Linked DNA regions of Mus musculus: all the other regions are linked to region 2. The links are chromatin contacts, found by Hi-C or POLR2A ChIA-PET in ENCODE. All regions are on one chromosome and are shown on one strand. The core of a region is the stretch at or near the end of the contact, and the rest is flanking DNA. Distances in the headings are between cores, read along the strand shown.

The links. A loop is a pair of places that touch in the nucleus more often than their neighbours do. ChIA-PET counts read pairs that join two places held with the same protein, here RNA polymerase II (POLR2A).
Region 1: POLR2A ChIA-PET joins it to region 2 with 12 read pairs in embryonic stem cell. The contact joins the promoter of Actb here to the enhancer-like site in region 2. POLR2A ChIA-PET finds 5 or more read pairs at or near these places in 4 of 5 experiments (Patski and embryonic stem cell).
Region 3: a map of T-helper 2 cell shows a loop between it and region 2 (2.3-fold over the local background). The contact joins two enhancer-like sites. A Hi-C loop is called at or near these places in 5 of 37 maps with a recorded cell type or tissue (T-helper 17 cell, T-helper 2 cell, gastrocnemius and 1 more). POLR2A ChIA-PET finds 5 or more read pairs at or near these places in 1 of 5 experiments (embryonic stem cell).

What each region holds. Positions count from the first base shown.
Region 1 is chr5:142,904,852-142,908,243 of GRCm38, forward strand. It overlaps Actb (actin, beta), which reads right to left and starts at 1,903. Exons shown (of 6, transcript NM_007393.5): 1 at 1,801-1,903; 2 at 713-841; 3 at 386-625. The coding sequence starts at 835.
Region 2 is chr5:142,781,418-142,784,733 of GRCm38, forward strand. All of the region lies in intron 4 of Tnrc18 (trinucleotide repeat containing 18), which reads right to left. Among named protein-coding and RNA genes, the nearest start is that of Gm31365, 29 kb to the right of the region's middle. Within about 2 kb of position 1,799, at least 1 of the 3 ENCODE cell types and tissues checked has a DNase peak (open chromatin) inside an H3K27ac peak, as active enhancers do; it is heart, where a contact is called at or near this core.
Region 3 is chr5:142,878,535-142,881,805 of GRCm38, forward strand. Fbxl18 (F-box and leucine-rich repeat protein 18) reads right to left here. Exons shown (of 5, transcript NM_001033312.3): 4 at 124-342. Among named protein-coding and RNA genes, the nearest start is that of Fbxl18, 15 kb to the right of the region's middle. Within about 2 kb of position 1,382, at least 1 of the 3 ENCODE cell types and tissues checked has a DNase peak (open chromatin) inside an H3K27ac peak, as active enhancers do; it is heart, where a contact is called at or near this core.

The sequences.
Region 1 (3,392 bases), core at 653-3,152, 120 kb after region 2:
GTATGGATAGATCTGAGACATGCAAGGAGTGCAAGAACACAGCTAAGTTCAGTGTGCTGGGAGTCTCAGGACAGGGGCTCCACTTAGACCTACTGTGCATCTACTCAATACACACTCCAAGGCCACTTATCACCAGCCTCATTAGCTTTGTCACACGAGCCATTGTTAGTACCTAAACCCACAGCACTGTAGGGTTTAAACACCTAGTCAGAAAGGCAATTGAGAGAAAAAAAGACCTCGTCTGGGAAAGAGCAGAAACTGCAAAGATCCAAGGGAGACTCAGCTCATAGAAGGGAGTCCTATGGGAGAACGGCAGAAGAAAGACAATTGAGAAAGGGCGTGGCTGAGAAGCTGGCCAAAGAGAAGGGTTACCCGGGATACTGACCTGGGTCATCTTTTCACGGTTGGCCTTAGGGTTCAGGGGGGCCTCGGTGAGCAGCACAGGGTGCTCCTCAGGGGCCACACGCAGCTCATTGTAGAAGGTGTGGTGCCAGATCTTCTCCATGTCGTCCCAGTTGGTAACAATGCCATGTTCAATGGGGTACTTCAGGGTCAGGATACCTCTCTTGCTCTGGGCCTCGTCACCCACATAGGAGTCCTTCTGACCCATTCCCACCATCACACCCTGTGGAAGGGAACAGCCTTCTTAGCACCGGCATCGATCCCCAAGAAAACCCCAGGCTTGCCACTCCCAAAGTAACAGGTCACTTACCTGGTGCCTAGGGCGGCCCACGATGGAGGGGAATACAGCCCGGGGAGCATCGTCGCCCGCGAAGCCGGCTTTGCACATGCCGGAGCCGTTGTCGACGACCAGCGCAGCGATATCGTCATCCATGGCGAACTATCAAGACACAAAAGAAGGCTATAGTCACCTCGGGGCCGCCAAGAGCAGCCGCTGCCGCCCTGCCCACTTCCGGCAAGCCGCGGGCTCGAGCCGCCAGGGGGCGCGCGCCCAAGCTCAGGGGACAAAGGAAGCGCAGACCGGCCGCATTATTACCATAAAAGGCAAACGCTGGCCCGGAGGCGGACCTAGGGCAGGAAGCCAGACCTCCGCCCCCTCCCCAAACGGGCGCAAGCTCCGCCTACACTGCGCCGACGGGCGGCTTGTGCGCGCGCGGGAGGCGACCACACCCAGCAGGAAGCGCAAACAAGGCGCCCGTGCCACTGTGACCCCGCCCCTTCCGGACAACGGCCCCGCCCTCGCCCAACCCCGGGCAGCCGCGCTCCCAGCCTCAATACGCACGCGCAGCTAACTAGGAAGAGGGGGAGAGGAAGAGCTCCCTCCCTAGCGCACACGCGCCTCGATGCCCAGTGATAGAGAGCGCACGCGCAGTGGCATCCCAGCCCCCACCCGGCCGAGCCGGCCCTGCCGCGCCCGCCCGCCCGCCCGCCCGCCCGGCAAGCCGAATAGGCAAACCGGTTTGGACAAAGACCCAGAGGCCATTGAGGCGTGATCGTAGCGTCTGGTTCCCAATACTGTGTACTCTCAAGATGGACCTAATACGGCTTTTAACACCCGCAAGCCGCACCGGCTCATCAAATGCCCACACCGCGACCCTAGTGTGTCCCCAAGCCCCACGCACCGAGCGGGAGCGGGCCCACGAGTGTCTACACCGCGGGAATGTGGCTGCAAAGAGTCTACACGCTAGGCGTAAAGTTGGCTGTGCCAGTGTCCGCTCCGCGGCCCGGCACCACCCTCCACCCGCCCATGGTGTCCGTTCTGAGTGATCCTCAGGACCCTGCAGTGAGGTACTAGCCACGAGAGAGCGAAGGCCCGCTGGGCCCGGCGTCCCTGCTTACCTGGTGGCGGGTGTGGACCGGCAACGAAGGAGCTGCAAAGAAGCTGTGCTCGCGGGTGGACGCGACTCGACAGTGGCTGCGCGTTGCGCCGCCGGGTTTTATAGGACGCCACAGCGGCCACTCGAGCCATAAAAGGCAACTTTCGGAACGGCGGGCGCTGATTGGCTCCGCGTCGCTCACTCACCGGCCTCGCCGCACAGTGCAGCATTTTTTTACCCCCTCTCCCCTCCTTTTGAAAAAAAAAAAAAAAAAGAAGAAGAAAAAAAAAAAAAGCGAGAGAGAAAGCGAGATTGAGGAAGAGGATGAAGAGTTTTGGCGATGGGTGCTGGCTCCGTAGGCCCAGATGTACAGGAATAGCCTCCGCCCTTGTGGACACTGCCCCATTCAATGTCTCGGTTACTAGGCCTGCATTCTGGGGGTCACCCAACCACCCCAGGACCCTCTGGGTGTGGATGTCACGTGGATATCGAGCACTTAAGTGGATGAGGGTCAGCATCGAGGCCCGGACCCTATTTGTGTGGCCTCTTGTTTGAGGGACACGCGGGGCCTGGATTGAATGGACAGAGAGTCACTCCCCCTTGCTAGCAATTGCTAGCAATAGCCGGAAAGCCAGATCCGGGGGGGCCCCTTCTGCTGTGGTTCTAATTTGCTAGGTGTGTTGGGGTTCAACTTGGAAGCAGAACTCTGGTTGGAGAGGTTTTCATGGATCTTGACCTCTTAGAGACTCAAGGCCATCCTATCCCAAGCATAGGGCGAGCCCCAGTGGTCCAATAACTGGAGGTGTTGCAAGAAGATGCCTCCAGATATCCCCTGCCCCGGATCTAGAAAGGAACTGTGCTCAATAGAACAAACAAAACTTCTCATGGAGTCAGGCACTTTTGGAGAACTGCCTGATCACACCCAGGCAAGACTAAGCCTGGGCCGTTAGCTAGTGTCTCTGGGTGACTGCCAGACATCGCTGGGCTGGGGCCCACCATCTATCCTCTATTTATTATGTGCAGCCACAGCTGAGTTGTGCACTAGTCCATCTGCCAGCCGTGGGGATTCTGGGAGTGACAAGCTGCTCAGGGAAAAGTTGGTGGTCACCGGAGCCCCAAATCCTCCAGAGAGAAGCAGCCCCTGTCCCCCTCACCTAAGTACCAGTGTTCTACTTAGCAAGCCAGCTATTTGGCTGAGAGCTACACACGGGGTCAGGGTTGAGGGCCGGATCCCTCAGCTTAGCTTAGAAGGACACGCACCTTCTGGGAGAGTGTGACAGAAAGCTGGATTTAGGCAAGAAGGGTGCTTCAGGTGAGATGCTCTGGGCCTGCCGTGCCTCAGTGCATGCATAGGTAGGTGTTCACTGGCTCACAAAGTGTAGGTGTTGAAACCAAAGAAGGCTTCATCCATATATGGACTACAGTGGCCAGCTTCCTTGTTCTTGGCTGGTGGCAGGGCATTTTGAAGTTGCTGAGGCCTTGTCTGGAAGAGGTGACCATCACCCCAGCATATGCTGTGAACTGGAAACACACCCCTAGTTATCTTTCCCACCAAAAAAAAAAAAAAAATTTGACAAAAGTCTTCTGCAGTCACCAACCCTGAGAGAACTTTCC
Region 2 (3,316 bases), core at 549-3,048:
ACTGCGTTGATCACAGCATGACCGACTGTGGCTGGTTCACCACCCAACTACCTGCATCAGAACGTACGCACTGCGAAGCTCAGGTTCGAAGCAGGACCCTCAGCCATCTCCTCTCTACACAAACTCAATCAATAAACGGTAAATGCCAGGAAGGACAGACATCTGTCTGAAGAGTGAGATATGCAAAAGAAAAAGCACCCGGGAGCAGAGAGAAGGCCACAAGAGCTGGGATAAACAAGAAAGGAATCAGAAAAGAGAACTCAGTGACAGAGCCCCTGCCTAGAATCCCCCAATGAGGGGCTGGGGCGTGGTTCAGTGGTAGAGCCCCTGCCTAGATTCCCCCAGTGAGGGGCTGGGGGCGTGGCTCAGTGGTAGAGCTCTGCCTAGAATCCCCCAGTGAGGGGCTGGGGGCGTGGCTCAGTGGTAGAGCTCTGCCTAGAATCCCCCAGTGAGGGGCTGGGGGCGTGGCTCAGTGGTAGAGCTCTGCCTAGATTCCCCCAGTGAGGGGCTGGGGGTGTGGCTCAGTGGTAGAGCTCTGCCTAGAATCCCCCAATGAGGGGCTGGGGGCGTGGCTCAGTGGTAGAGCTCTGCCTAGATTCCCCCAGTGAGGGGCTGGGGGTGTGGCTCAGTGGTAGAGCTCTGCCTAGAATCCCCCAATGAGGGGCTGGGGGCGTGGCTCAGTGGTAGAGCCCCTGCCTAGAATCCCTGGTGAGGGGCTGGATACTGGCAAAATTATAGCCAGTATGTAGCATACATGAAACAGGTTTTCATTCCCAACAGTGGGAAAAAAAAAAAAAAGCATCAGATAACAAATAACTTCCTCGACCCAAATGTCAACCACATCCTCTTCTCTTTCCACATGCACTTACGACTCTTTTGGGCACAGGTATTCTGGACACTAAGTCATGAACCACCCTAAATACAAAGGAATACCCTACCATGTCACAGAACCCTATTCAGACTAGAAAACTTGTCCCCTGTCATTCAATCCCAGAATAACCAGGTGCTGCTGCAAACCCCCATCATCAGAGGACCAGCTTCCGGGGCTAGGTATCCCTCCCAAAGCAAAAGGATCGGTTAGTCAGTCAGCAAACATCCACTCAGCACCAGTTCCTTAGACTTCCACGCTGGGGGAATTCAAAGACAGGGCACACAGGGAACACATCCTGATTCAAAGTCCAAAGTCTCAGACGCCTTAGGGACACCTGGGCACAGTCAACAATGGATAAGGAGTGTTCTACCAGGAAACAGGCATAGGCCAGCTGGAGCACTGGGTGATGCAAAGAGAGACACCGCTGAGCTGAGCAGGATGGGGGGGAGGGGGAGGGGAGTGACAGCACAGGCCTTTAACTTGTGCAGAGACAGGAGTGTCTCTGTGAATTCAAGCCCAACCTGCTCTGTGTAGTGAGTTTTTTCCTCATCAGGGCTCCATAATGAAACCCCCATCTCCAGAAAAATAACAATAGCGCAGGCAAATAGACCCAGGCACAGCACTGCACCTCCCGGGGGCAGGGCGTGTCCCAGAAGCCTGCTCTGACATTACAAATGGGTCAGAGTGAGACAGAACACCTGGCCTTGCTAGGTTGTCTGGGAAATAAGCCTTAGAGGATTCCAGGGGAGAGGCCACAGAAGGGGCTGCTAGCAAAGACCACAAAACCCAGAAGGCAGCAGGAGGCAGGCAGGGGAGGGGAGGGGAGGAGAGGGGAGGAACCCAGGAGATGGCAGGAGATACAGGTATGGGTGTCTAGTCTGGAAATCGCATGGGAGCATCTTTTCCTGGTAGGTGACCCTGGGCTGTGGTCTAAGAGGCTGGGGACATGGAACAATGCCTGCCTGGCTTGAGATGTTGCACAAGCAAGGACCAGCTGGACGTGATCTTTTCTGGGCCGTCACTCAGCCTGCCATGACATCACCAGGGTACACCCGAGCAGTTTCAATGCCTGGACCCACAAGGCCCTCAGCACGGCAGCAGGCTCTGCCCTTAGCTGACACGGTACAGGGCTCAATAAACATGTTGAAGATCAGTCTCCAAAATACACAAGGACTCAAGGACACCGACCAACTTACCAAGCTCTGGGGAAAGATTCAACCTCACTGTGAATTAAAAGAAACAAGCCCAGGCCGGGTATGGTGGCGCACACCTTTAATCCCAGCACTCCGGAGGCAGAGGCAGGCGGATTTCTGAGTTCGAGGCCAGCCTGGTCTACAAAGTGAGTTCCAGGACAGCCAGGGATATACACAGAAACCCTGTCTTGAAGAAAAAAACAAACAAACAAGTCCAGTGTGGTAGCTAAAACCCGCAACGGCAGCACTTAGGGTAACAAGGTTGAGGGTAGTTTGCCTCAGCCTTGGCTATAACAAGACCTCATCTCAAAACAACAAAAAAAAGGGGGACGGGGGGGGGAGATGGCTCAACAGATACAGTGCTTGCTGTGCATGGCCAAGGACAGCAGTTCAGATCCCATGTCGGAGCTCTTACAATGAAATAGGAGGCAAAGGCTGGGGAGTCCCCCAAAAGCCCACAAACCTGGCAGCCTGGTGGACACAGTAAGAAACTGTGTGAGGCCCTGCCGTAAACAAGGTAGACAGCAAGGACTGACACCCAGATTGTCCTCTGACCTTAAAATAGGCACATGGCACACAAATGCCCAGATACTCACAGGAACTCTGTCTGTCTGTCTGTCTGTCTGTCTGTCTGTCACACACACACACACACACACACACACACACACACACACGATAGACAGACACACAAAGACATGACAGGTAGACAAATAGCCAGACAGGCAGACAGACAGACAGACAGGAAAATGAAAGGGACAAAAAAAAGTAAGCTGAGCGAAATAATCCGGTGGCCACAACTGCTTGCCACACAAGCTTGCCGACCTGAATTTGGCCCCCTGAGCCCTGCAGGAGGAGAATCAACTTTAGGAAGTTTTTCTCTGTCCTCCCTATCTGCACACAGCAAGCACACGTTCAGACACTCATGCCCATGCGCACACCCGCTTGCGTGTGCGCACACACAACTGATAATAAACAATCATTTTACAAAAGCAGCAGCAGCAAGTTGGGTGCCATTGATGGCTCAGCAGGTGAAAGGGATGTGAGGCCCATTTCTCAGCTCTGTGGGCACTAACACACATGTGACACACATATGACACACATGCACATACAGTTTTGGTTTTGTTTTCTTGTGGTTTTGGTTTTTGTTTTGTTTTGTTTTGTTTTCCAGTTAAAAAAGATTCACTAAAGCCTGTCAGGAAGCCGCCTCTTACTATTCAAAAGCATTCATTCATTCTTTCATTCATTCATTCAT
Region 3 (3,271 bases), core at 132-2,631, 97 kb after region 2:
ATCATGCTGCTAGAATCTGGTGCTCCATCTCCTCAAAGTCGGTAACGGGCTGAGGACACTGAGTCCTGGGGACAGCAGTACTGTCTGAGACCTCCCGGTCAGCTGCCAGGCCTTGCCACTCACCTCCGGAGGAGCGACTGCTGCAGGCTCTTGCAGGTGGTAAGGGATTCTCCGGTGAACATGTGACACATGACGACCTGCAGGCAACGGGCCATAAAGGCCAGCACGGCATCTGGCTGCAGGGTGCCGCTGCGAGATACCAGGCACAGGCGCTGCAGAGACGAGCACTGGCCCAGTGCCTGGAAGAACTGAGCGTTGGCGTTGAAGTAGGGCTGCTCCAACCTGCAGAGAGATGGGTGTGAGCTCTAGGGACTTGACTCCAGGGATGAGTGAGGCTAGCCACTGCCTACAGACCTGCCAGCTCAAGGCTATCACATCCCATCTTCAGTATGCCCTCCCCCCAAACCCCCCCCCCCCCCCCAGTTCTCATACAGCCACAGCCACACCTGCTGGCCTTAGGGGACTTACATGCAACTGCCCTAGGGAGCCGATCTGATGGCAGAGATAGATCAGCCACCTGGACTTTTATTTTCAACGCTGGGAACTGAACTTAGACCACACATACACTAGGCAAGCACTTCACCACAGAACCGTATGCCCAGCCCTTTGGATTTTAAATCTTAGATGGGGTCTCGCTCCGGTGTCCTGGCCAGCCCTGAATTTAGTTTCCTTCTGCCATAGCTTCGCAGGGTGAGAAAGTGGCAGGTAAGAGGGATGCAGGGTCATGAGCAGCAGAGAGAGAGAGAGAGAGAGAGAGAGAGAGAGAGAGAGGAGAGAGAGGAGAGAGAGAGAAAGAGAGAGAGAGGAGAGAGAGAGAGAGAAGAGAGAGAGAGATAACCAGCCAGCCCATCCCAATGCTCCTAACAGCACGGGGTGGAAGCCCAGTGCCAGGCAGCAGTAGCTGCCACCTCCACCACTAGGTGGCAGTATGGACTTGCACTAAAGCCCAGGTATCCTGGGGCTTAGTTACACACTGTGTCCTATACATACTTTCAAACCTTTTTCTAAGTAGATAGCCACTTACAGAACTTTGCCCTAAAAGATGTTATGTGTCACAGAGGTCAACCAGTCACCCTCCAATTGTGGGGCCAATGAGCCCTTACCCTCTCCCCCGTGAACAAGGCTGGTTAGCACCCAGCACTGCCGGGGAACTATCTAATGTGGGTACCATCTGACATCTGAGGGTAGGCAGAGAACAAGGAAATGGGACCCACCCAGATTGGGCCACGTTCCACCTCCACGTCTTCCCAGCTGGCTCAAACTACCAGCCAGCAAGGACATGCTGCTCTGAGATGACTGCACCTCTCCCCTCTGATGCTGTACTCTGAGCCAGGGGGGATGAGGGAGAAGGTACCCCTGAGACTGTGCCAGGCCTGGCTCAAGTGGCTCTTGCTTCCACCCAGGCAGCCTAGGGTGACTCAGGGGAATACTCCGCCTCCAGTGTGGGAAAGGTGGCACCCTTTTCTGCCTGACACGTGATCCTCTCGCCATAGGGGTGCACTCCAAACCCACATCTAGAACAACCTGTCCTTGTGGCACCTCCACCCCACAGGGAGCCAGGCTGGTACCAGCTCAGGTTCATGGTAGGCTGGGGTGGAGGTGGTAGTAGGTGAGCCTGGGATTCCCAGGGCTGCCACCAGAACACCACCACCATCCCCAGGTAAATAAAGGTGTCCTTTAAGCCCCCATAAACCCAGGAAGCAAGCCCAGAGCACACAAAGCCTCCTGAGCCTATAGCTAGCTCCTGCCACCTACTGCAGCATCTCTGGGCACGCCTGCCTCAGAAGGCAGCAATCCAGAGGAACGGGGCCATTTGGCTGTGTTCTGGCAGCCTGTGTGTTCAGAACAGGCAGTACCTTACACAGCAGACAGGCGCAGGCTGGAGCCCGGGCAGAGATGCCACATGAACTGTGATCAAGCTCTGGGGAAGACCCACAAGACGAATTCATCTCCAGGCTTGCAGGGCTCCTGTGATGCACACATGGTCCTGCCTCTGCAAAGGATGCTGGCTCTCGGGACAAACCAATATACAGCCCAGGCTGGCCTGGAACCCAGTCTTCCAGTTCAACCTCCTGAGAGCAGGGATCAGAGGTGTTCACCACCATGCCTACTGCAAAAACACAAGGTTTGATGGACAGGCGGGAAACAAACATGGGGGGACGGTGCAGGGGGAGCAGAAGATCTAGAAAGATCTTGGCTCTAAAAGATTCAAAGGCTCCCCTGGGTTCCTTGAATCTATAAAACCAAAGGAAGTAGGCGACAGCAGTAGCCAGCAGAGGTCATCCGCCAAACAGCAGCATTCTCTGATCCATCTTTCCTTTCTCCTCTTTCTTTTTTTGAAACAAGACAGTCTCACACAGCCCAGCCGGGCCCAAACTACGTAGCTAAGCATTAACTTGAATTTCTGACCCTCCTCCCTCTGCCCATCCCCCCGGGCTGGCTTCGCAGGTATCCTAGCACACCCAGTTTATACAGATGGTACTGAGGATGGAAGGCCTCTACTGACTGAGCTTCAGGCTCAGCCAGGATCTCTACACATTTGCCTTTCAGGCAAACAATGACTATGCATGCGCTAACTGTGGCTTCAGGAAAGGCCAGGGGTGTGACAGGCCAGGCACAGGAAGACAAAGGTGTGAGAGACACCACAAAGGAAGCAGGGGAAACGGAGGGAGGGAGGCCCGATGACTGGTGACTACACAGATGCAGCCAGGGAGGAAGGCATTCATTCATCTGTCCGCCTGGGAACTGCGGAAGGCGGTTGTGAAAGGGAGGAGGGGCCGCTGCTGTAGTTTGCCTGCTACAGCTACAAAGTTTCCACAAATGCAGAGGGGAACCCAAGGCTTACATCTGTGTTGTCTTTGTTGTTGCTAACAATAGGATTTGTGTAGCCCAGGCAGGCTTCAAAGTCACTATGAAGCCAGGGATAACCCTGAACTGCCTCTACCCGCAGAGTGCTGGGATGTCAGACATGCAGTCTCTATCTGGTTGGGTTTTTGTTTGTTGGGGTGGGAGCTGTTGTTGCTTTTGAAGACAGGGTCTTACTCTAGCCCAGACTGACCTTGAACTCAAGGTAAAGCCCCAGCCTTAGCCTCTAGAGGTGGGAACTCCTCCCTACAGTCACAGCACCTCCATTTCCTTCTGCTTCCTTTGTCTGTCACACTTGGGAGCCACAGTTACTGCATGTGCCACCACAATCAACTGCCTGGGACCC